Regions from separate parts of the Homo sapiens genome. Here region 1 is linked to region 2. A link is an interaction called in ENCODE POLR2A ChIA-PET data of the cell type or tissue named here. Cell type or tissue: Panc1. All regions are shown on one strand. Each heading gives the region's core, and the rest is flanking DNA. Links, peaks and the distances in the headings are about the cores only.

The links. Peaks named below come from ENCODE experiments on the same cell type or tissue, not always from the same donor. Only the 100,000 strongest peaks of a DNase experiment are listed, where the experiment ranks them.
Region 1: POLR2A ChIA-PET joins it to region 2 with 9 read pairs; 1 of 35 experiments calls an interaction of 5 or more read pairs at or near these places.

The regions. Positions count from the first base shown.
Region 1 is chr9:72,316,931-72,321,982 of GRCh38, forward strand. All of the region lies in intron 2 of LINC01504 (long intergenic non-protein coding RNA 1504), which reads left to right. Among named protein-coding and RNA genes, the nearest start is that of LINC01504, 14 kb to the left of the region's middle. In Panc1, for the core only: no CTCF peak of the experiment used is centred there; no DNase peak of the experiment used is centred there; H3K27ac peaks cover 1,402 bases.
Region 2 is chr9:73,154,550-73,159,011 of GRCh38, forward strand. It overlaps ANXA1 (annexin A1), which reads left to right. Exons shown (of 13, transcript NM_000700.3): 2 at 3,973-4,052; 3 at 4,146-4,254. The coding sequence starts at 3,987. Among named protein-coding and RNA genes, the nearest start is that of ANXA1, 4.9 kb to the left of the region's middle. In Panc1, for the core only: no CTCF peak of the experiment used is centred there; no DNase peak of the experiment used is centred there; H3K4me3 peaks cover 639 bases; H3K27ac peaks cover 2,411 bases.

The DNA of each region.
Region 1 (5,052 bases), core at 381-4,380, 840 kb before region 2:
AGGAAGAAAAAATAACCCATGATTTCCCAACTCCAAGACCACCAACTGTTAATGTGTTAATGTTTGCGCATATTTCCTCCCAGTCTATTTTTATGCATAATTTTTAGCCCTGCATATTTAAAACAGCTGTGATTGTGCATATTTTATTTTGCTTTTGTCACTTTGTATGACAATATAATGTATGATGATGTTTTTCATAATATTTCAAATTCTCTATAATTTTTACTGGCTAAATATTAGTCTTTTAAGTGGAGTAATTCAGGTTGACAAATATTTATTGAGCACCTAATATGTCCCAGACCCTGTGCTCCACCCTGGGAACACACAGATATATAAAATTCTGTTCTTTTCTTCAAGAACTAGCAGTCTAGTGTAGAGCAAAGAAGGTAACTAGATAACTATGTAGTTATAATAATAGCTACCACTGGCTGGGCATGGTGGCTTATACCTGTAATCCCTGCACTTTGGGAGGCTGAGGCAGGCAGATCAGCTGAAGTCAGGAGTTTGAGACCAGCCTGGCCAACATGGTAAAACCACGTCTCTACTAAAATACAAAAACTAGCCAGGTATGGTGGCGGGTGCCTGTAATCCCAGCTACTCGGGAGGCTGAGGCAGGAGAATCACTTGAACCCAGGAGGTGGAGGTTGCAGTGAGCTGAGATCGTGCTGCTGCCTTCCAGTCTGGGTGACAGAGCCAGACTCCATCAATAATAATAATAATAATAATAATAATAATAATAATAATGATAGCTACCACTACTGAACATATATGATGTCCCAGGCACCATTCACAGGTATGAACTCACTGAATCCTCAGAGCAACCTTATGAGTAGGGATGATCACTCTGTTCTTTTTAATAGCTGTTGAGACTGAGGCATGCCTTGCTAATAAGATGGCATTGCCCAGTGTGGCAGGTTGAGTAATGGCTCCCTGAAGATGTCCACCTTCTAATCCCCAGTACCTGCAAATATTACCTTGCATCGAAATTACCTGTAAAGTAAAATGGTAAAAATGGAATATAATCTTACATGGAAAAAAGGGATTTTGCAGGTATGATTAAGTTAAGGATTTTTTTTTTTTTTTTAAGATGGAGTCTCACTCTGTTGCCCAAGCTGAAGTGCAGTGGCGCAATCTCAGCTCACTGCAAACTCCACCTCCCAGGTTCAAGAGATTCTCCTGCCTAAGCCCCTGAGTATCTGGGACTGCAGGCACGTGCCACCATGCCCGGCTAATTTTTATATTTTTAGTAGAGATGGGGTTTCACTATGTTGGCCAGGCTGTTCTTGAAATCCTGACCTCAGGTGATCTACCTGGCCTCCCAAAGTCCTGGGATTACAGGTGTGAGTCACCATGCTCGACCTAAGTTAAGGATCCTGATACAGGAAGATTATCCTGGATGATCTGGGTGGGTCCAATGTTGAGGAGAGTCCTAATAAGAGGTAAATAGTAATGTCAGAGTCACAGAAGGAATGTGATGATGAAAACAGAGAAAGAGAGAGAGAGAAAGGGCAGAAGAGAAGGAAAGAGAGGCTTGATGCCACACTGCTGACCTTGAAGACTGAGGAAAGGACCGTGAGCCAAGGAATGCAGGCAGCCTCCAGAAGCTGGAAATGAATTCTCCTCTGGAGCCTCCGGAAAGAACAGAGTCCTGTTAACGCCTTGATTTTACAACTTTTGACTTCTAAATTTATGTTGTTTTAAGCTATTAAGTTTGTGGTAATTTGTTATAACAGCAACAGGAAATAAATACACGAGGATTAAAACCCAGGCAGTTTGACCCTAGTGCCATCGTTCTTAACTATGGTCATATATGAGGTTATTAGCTATGTCCAGGGTGCTATGTGAATCTAGAGAAATAACACTTAACAGAGAGATAGGGAAGGACAGATAGTGTCAGCAAGATGACAATCTAGCTCTCTTAAGTGGGGCAGGAGTTACGAAGGCAGTGAAGGAAGGAAGGATAAGGAATTGAATTAACATAGAAAGATATGCATGATATCATAGGTGAAACTATTCTACTATTATGTATTTGTTTCCCCATTTCTGTTTTTAGAAATATATACATGAGTTTATTTATATTTATAATCATATGTGCAGATAATATGCTCTTATAGTGCTCTTTGGGGAGTGGGTTTCTGGGTAAATGTAAGAGAAGGCTTTACTTTTTGCTTATAAATTTTCACATTATTTGAAAATTTCATCACACATGTATTATGTTGGGCTTACTTTTTTGTAAAATAAAGTATGTGTAATATATCATTTTTCAAAATTGGAGAAAATGATATGCATTGCTGGGATGCAAATTTTTATGTATAATATAAAGCTTTGTGCTTCTTTAGTATAATTTCCTTAGTATGAAAATTTCCTAGAGGTAGAAGTGCTGAACCAATGGATACAATATTTGGAAAACATATTTAAAAAAAAAAGATATGGTAGACAATGGATAAGCCAAAATGAATGTATGAAGGGAAAGAAGATATTGAAGTTGGTAAAGAGAAGACATGATAGTTGCCTACTTGTATGTAAAGGCAGAAACATGGTATATTAGTTTGCTAGGACTGACATAACAAAGTACCACAAACTGGGTGCCTTATACAACAGAAATTTATTTTCTTACAATTCTAGAGGGTAGAAGTTCAAGATCAAGGTGTCACCAGAATCAATTTCTTCTGAGGCCTCTCTGCTGGGCTTGTAGATGGCCGCCTTCTCCCTGCGTCTTCACATGGTGTCTTTCTGTAGATGTCTGTGTCCTAATTTCCCCTTCACACAAGGATACCAGGCATATTGGATTAGGGCCCACCCCAATGATTTCATTTTAACTTAGTGACCTAATTAAAGACTCTGTCTCCAAATACAGTCACATTATGAAGTTTTCGGGTTAGGATTTTAACCTGTGAATTTTGGGGGAACACAATTCGCCTTATAACACATGGAAAAGAAAGCTCCAGAATCAATACTAGTGATGAGAATTTATCTTCACTATGAGAAGTAAACTTTGTTATATATATGTATCTATATGTATATATATACAAACACATATATATACATATATACACACACACACACACATATATATATACATATATATATATATATTTTTTTTGAGATGGAGTCTTGCTCTTGTTGCCCAGGCTGGAGTGCAATGGCACAATCTCTGCTCACTGCAACCTCTGCCTCCCGGGTTCAAGCAATTCTCTTACCTCACCCTCCCAAGTAGCTGGGACTACAGGTGCCCACCACCACACCTGGCTAATTTTTTGTATTTTTAGTAGAGACCGGGTTTCACCACGTTGGCCAGGCTGGTCTCAAACTCCTGACCTCTGGTGATCTGCCTGCCTCAGCCTCCCAAATTGCTGGGATTTTGAGACTCTGTCTAAAAAAAAAAAAAGGATGGACTGGACATGGGAGGGAAGTCCCATAAGATGATCATAATGGAGCTGAAAAATTTCTATCGCCTAGTGACATTGTAGCCATTTTGACATCAAAGTGCAATGTACTACTCAAGTGTTTGTAGTGATGCTGTTGTAAACAAATCTACCACACTGCTAGTCATATAAAAATATAGCACAATTGGCCAGGTGCAGTGGCTCACGCCTGTAATCCCAGCACTTTGGGAGGCCGAGGCAGGTGGATCACAAGGTCAAGAGATCAAGACCATCCTGGCCAACATGGTGAAACCCCATCTCTATAAAAATACAAAAATTAGCTGGATGTGGTGGCAGGCGCCTGTAGTCCCAGCTACTTGGGAGGCTGAGGCAGGAGAATTGCTTGAACCTGGAAGGTGGAAGTTGTAGTGAGCCGAGATTGTGCCACTGCACTCCAGCCTGGCAACAGAGGGAGACTCTGTCTCTCTGTCTCTCTCTATATATATATACATATATAGCACAATTATGTACAGTACATAATACTTGATAATGTAATAAACAACTTGCTGGTGTATGTATTTAATATACTATATATATATATACACACACATATTTTTTTTTTTTTTTGAGACGGAGTCTTGTTTTGTCACCAGGCTGGAGTGCAGTGGTGCTATCTCGGCTCATTGCAACCTCCGCCTCCTGGGTTCAAGCGATTCTCCTGCCTCAGCCTCCCAAATAGTTGGGATTACAGGCGCATGCCACCACGCCCAGCTAATTTTTGTATTTTTAGTAGAGACGGGGTTTCACCATGTTGGCTAGGATGGTCTCCATCTCTTGACCTCATGATCCACCTGCCTCAGGCTCCCAAAGTGCTGGGATTACAGGCGTGAGCCACCGTGCCTGGTCCTATACCATACTTTTAATCATTATTTTATAGTGGACTCCTTGTACTTATTTTAAAAAGTTAACTGTAAACAGCCTCAGGCAGGTCCTTCAGAATGTACCCAGAAGAAGGCATTGTTATCATAGGACGTGACAGCTCCATGTATGTTATTGCCATGAAGACCTTCCAAGTGGGACAAGATGTGGAGGTGGAAAGCAGTGATATTGATGATCCTGACACTGTGCAGGCCTAGGCTAAGGTGTGTGTTTGTGTCTTAGTTTTTAACAAAAAATTTAAAAAGTAAAAAACTAGTAAAAATTCTAAAAATGAAAAAAAGCTTATAGAATAAAAATATAAGGAAATAAAATATTTTTGAGCAGCTGTACAATGTGTTTTAAGCTAAATTTATTATAAAAGTCAAAAATTTTTAAAAATTAAATAGTTTAAAAAAGTAAAAATGTTACAGTAAGCTAAAGTTAGTTTACCTTTGAAGAAGGAATAGGTTTGTAGCATAGGAGCAATAGGCCACACCATATAAGCTAGGTGTGTAGTAAGCTATACCATCTAGGTTTGTGTGAGTACATTCCCTGAGGCTAACACAAGGACAAAACCACCTAACAACACATTTGTCAGAAGGTATCCCCAGTGCTAAGTGACACATGACTATAGTTTGCCAACCCTGATCTAAAGCTGTAATTCAAGAAAACTTAAAATATTTACTAGTTTGAACATAAGTATGTAGTGAGCCCAGACTGATTAATTATGAGTTATACTCATTTCTTTGTTGATTTGTTTAATAAATGC
Region 2 (4,462 bases), core at 1-4,000:
TGCCTCAGCCTTCTGAGTAGATGGGACTACAGGTGCACACCACCATGCCTGGCTGATTTTTGTACTTTTGGTAGAGACGGGGTTTCGCCATGCTGGCCAGGCTGGTCTTGAACTCCTGGCCTCAAGTAATCTGCCCACCTTGGCCTCCTAAATTGCTGGGATTGCAGGTGTGAGCCACCATGCACAGCCAAAATATATAACACTTTGGAATCAAAAGGGATGGATTTATGTCTCCATTCTTGCCACTACTAGCAGGAAGACTGCTTGAAAATAGCACTCAGTTTTCCCAGATAGAAACTGAGGATAATGATTAAAGGCTATTATTCCAAGCAAGGGTTAGTCATTGCTGTTACTATCATTGCAAAACTCTGATAGTTCTAGATTGTAACCAGGAAGATACAATCAACCACAAAACTCAGCTTCCTCTGTCACAAATTCTAGATAGAGGTAGCCTTTCATGAGGCTGAGAGATGGAAAAATGAAGCGGGGGGACTCTCTTAGGACACATAAATATGCAAAAAAATTGCTACGCTTTAGAAAGCTATACATTCAAATCATAGATAAGCTGACATTAGTAGGCAGTGCATGTTCACAAAAAGACCATTAATTAGAAGAAATGTGAAATATTGTTAATTTCCTTATAGATTTGCCTATGTATAAATGGCCAATTTCACCGTCAATGAGCTCATGCTAAGTACTGAAATAAACTTAGTTTTAGAGCTTATCTTTGGTTAGTTGAAATCTGTATTGAGTTAGTTGAAATCTATAAGTTGATAGAACAGGCTCTTTAAAATCTATTGCAAGCTTTATACACTACAAACAAAAAGATAGAAAAAAGAAAACCTTTCATGAACTCATTGGCTTAGGCAGGTTTTCATGCAGAGTGTAGGTATTGAAGAGTCAGAACGGCTTAAGGATAGAATTTGGCCAATATATAAAAAAATATATATTTGGTATTTGTTAGTTGTATTATAATTATTCAGAAGTTCAGTTAATACGTGCAGTTGGCTTTGAGCCCTTAACCAGCTGTATGTGATAAAATCTGTTTCCTTTAGAGCAATTTCTTATATCCTGCCTTGATGCTCCTGTCTTTAATCTTTGCTAAGAGCTGGTGGTGAATTTGGCTGAATTCAGATTCCGTTTTTCTCTAATTGATTTCTTGAAGAAAATTCTCTATTGGTTGCTTTTCTTTCCTAGATTATGCTTTTAGTCTATCCAAATACTTCAGGCTAGAATGTAGGAACTTAGAAGATACAAATCACAAAGCTGTCTCCTCTAGGGATGCTCTCTCTTTCAAATAAGTGACTTAAACAACTTATTTTTGTTATCTTGTGTTATGTAATTAATATACCTTTTCCTGGGCTTTCTCTGGCTTTTTTTTTAAATGGACATTATTCAAGTATTTTTTAGAAGTAAAAAAAAAACAGTACAGTAAAGTTTTTATAACGTTTATTTTGAAGTTGTCAGAGACACCTTTAATATTAGACTGGACAATATCTTTAGTCTTTCTTTTGCTTTCTTTTGAAGTTTTTATTTGCTAATTGAAAAGAATGGAATAATAATAATAATAATAATAAATAAATAATAATAATAAATAATATAAATAAATAAATAAATAAATAAAATAAATAAATAATAAAAACATGTTTTTATAAGTGATGGAGTAGTACTTTGCCAAGTGATGAATTTTAACACTCATTTTGATGATTCTTCCTTATCAAAGCCTTGGATGAAATGATGAAAATGGAAATTTTGAGTGCCTGAAGCTGCTAGAATTGCTTTTAAAGTATTGGGTGTGCCAATTAAGAAGGTGGAATATGAAACTCCATGTGGCAACCGCAATTGCATGAAACTAGACTGTAATGGGAACTAAAACCTTGTGCAAAATTGCGGGTTGTTACTTTATCAGGAAGCAATTTTAAGTCTATCAATTATATTTAGGAAACAGGCTGCTTTAAATGAATGGAAAAAGTATTGGTTCTTCTCACAGATGACAGAATAGTAATAAGAGCAATCCCATGCGAATTAAGTGGGGATGATTTCTGCTTTGGATATTATTTTCTTCATGCATTCAGTGTTATTACTTGCAACTCCAGTTACTTTTTAGCAGGTGAAAATGGAAAGAGTTTGTCTGAACATGCTGTTGAGGAATCAGTTTATGGAATCAGTTTATGCCTCATGAGTCATTTATCTTCATATCAAGAATTTAAAACTGCCAAGATTGTCCTCCCAACCTCTCTCACAAACATTCATGAGAGTAGTCTCTAGAGGGGTGAAACAGAATGGTGTAGATAGACAGATCAGTGTAGACCTTGAGCAAGGCCTCTGAAAAACATCCCCAGACTAAAAGGATCTGTGATGGCATTTTGTGTGTGTGTGGCCAAAACAGAGAACACATTAATTTTCAATATACTTAAGATCTTAAAAATATATGTCTCATTAAATAAAAATATTGCCAAGTCATGATAGCAATTCAAGAAATTTCCTTTAAGATAGAGTTTGCCAAAAGAACATGCATGTTACAATTGCACCTCTAGGCTTCCTGCTACAACAAAAAAATCCAGTATAAAATAATTCTTTTCTGGGTTTTTTGTGTTGGGTGGGAAAATATGTAGGACTACTATTTAGACAGCTCAAATAGGAAGAAATGTGAAGATAGCAATTACTTCAATGCTGAGTACTTTTATATCAAGAAATAGAAAAGGAAACTAAATTATTCAGGGAGAAATATCACCTGGATATCTTTTTACAATTAAAATTTTAAATCTGAATTCACTTGTACAGATTGGCACAAGTTATTTTACCTTATAAATGTAATCATTGGCTGGGAGTGGTAGCTCACACCTGTAATTCCAGCACTTTGGGAGGCCGAGGCGGGCAGATCACTTGGGGTCATGAGTTCAAAATCAGCCTAGCCAACATGGTGAAAACCTGTCTCTACTAAAAATACAAAAATTAGCCGGGCGTGGTGGCTGGTGCCTGTAATCCCAGCTACTCAGGAGGCTGAGGCAGGAGAATTGCTTGAACCCAGGAGACGGAGGTTGCAGTGAGTCGAGATTTCACCACTGCACTCCAGCCTGGGCGACAGAGAAAGACTCCATCTCAAAAAAAAAAAAAAAAAAAAAAGCAATCATTAAGCTTTTCATCTAGCCATTACTTTTGTACAGGCTCTCATTAATTCCACATAGATGGTCTAATGGTCTACTAAATAGTATTCTAATCCTCCATCTTGTCTATCTCTTAGCCATTCTCCATGATAAAGGATGAATGGTCTTTCGGAAACATAAATGAAACCATGCTGCTTTAAAAAAACAAACAAACAAAAAGAAACCCATTAATGTTTTCCCAAAGCTTTGTGGACACATTGAAGCTTCTTGTTTCAGCTTCTGCCAACATTTCTCGCTCCAGCAAACTTTCTTCTGCTTCCCAAATATGACAAGCTTCTTCTTTAACTTTTCTGCCAGGTTAATCTTGACTCATTTCAAGAGAGGCTTGGGTCAGCCAGGGCCTACTCTAAGAAGTTTCTTTAGCCCTTATGTTTTCCTATGGAGAGCACACACTAGCTTTAAGTCCTGAGGGTACTTAAGATGATATTTCAATGTTTTTGTACTCTTAGTGCTTGGCATATGGTGGGTGGTCTACAAATTTAGAACAATGTAGTGAACCACAAACTCCTCTCTTCAGCCTGTGTGCTTACTTGTAGTAGTTGTCTGATCTCTAAAATTTAGAACTGAATATGCCAAGAAAGAGTTCAATTTCAGAGAGGAGGGTATGGTTTCATTTTAAGTATAAAAGCTTCCTTTAAAAAAAATTACGTCTTACATTTTGTTATGCTCCTAAGTGTAATTGATCCTGGAAAGTAAGCGCAAGGCTACTCTCTAATGCTAACTCTTATGTATGTAAGAGGTGAGGAAGGAGAGGTTGTGTGTGGTGCATTTGTTTTGTAAAAGCATCTAACTGTTTTCTTTCCAGACACTTTTTCAAAAATGGCAATGGTATCAGAATTCCTCAAGCAGGCCTGGTTTATTGAAAATGAAGAGCAGGAATATGTTGTAAGTAGAGTGATAATAAAATTATGATTACAATATTGAAATAAAAACGAATATAAGTAAATGGCCATTAATTTATTTCTCTCTCATTCTTAGCAAACTGTGAAGTCATCCAAAGGTGGTCCCGGATCAGCGGTGAGCCCCTATCCTACCTTCAATCCATCCTCGGATGTCGCTGCCTTGCATAAGGCCATAATGGTTAAAGGTAACGTGTTTCCTCAAAACAGTTCCCTCCTGGACATTTCAGAATGGCTATTTGAATGACTGTCAAAAAACAGACATGTGCAATGGAAAGAATCTGTTTCATTTTGAAGATAAAAACATTTCTTTGCCAAACGAAGATGTAATTATTTACTTAACACTGAGGAAATTGTGTTCACATCAGTGGAATCTCTATTGTTACAGCAGATATT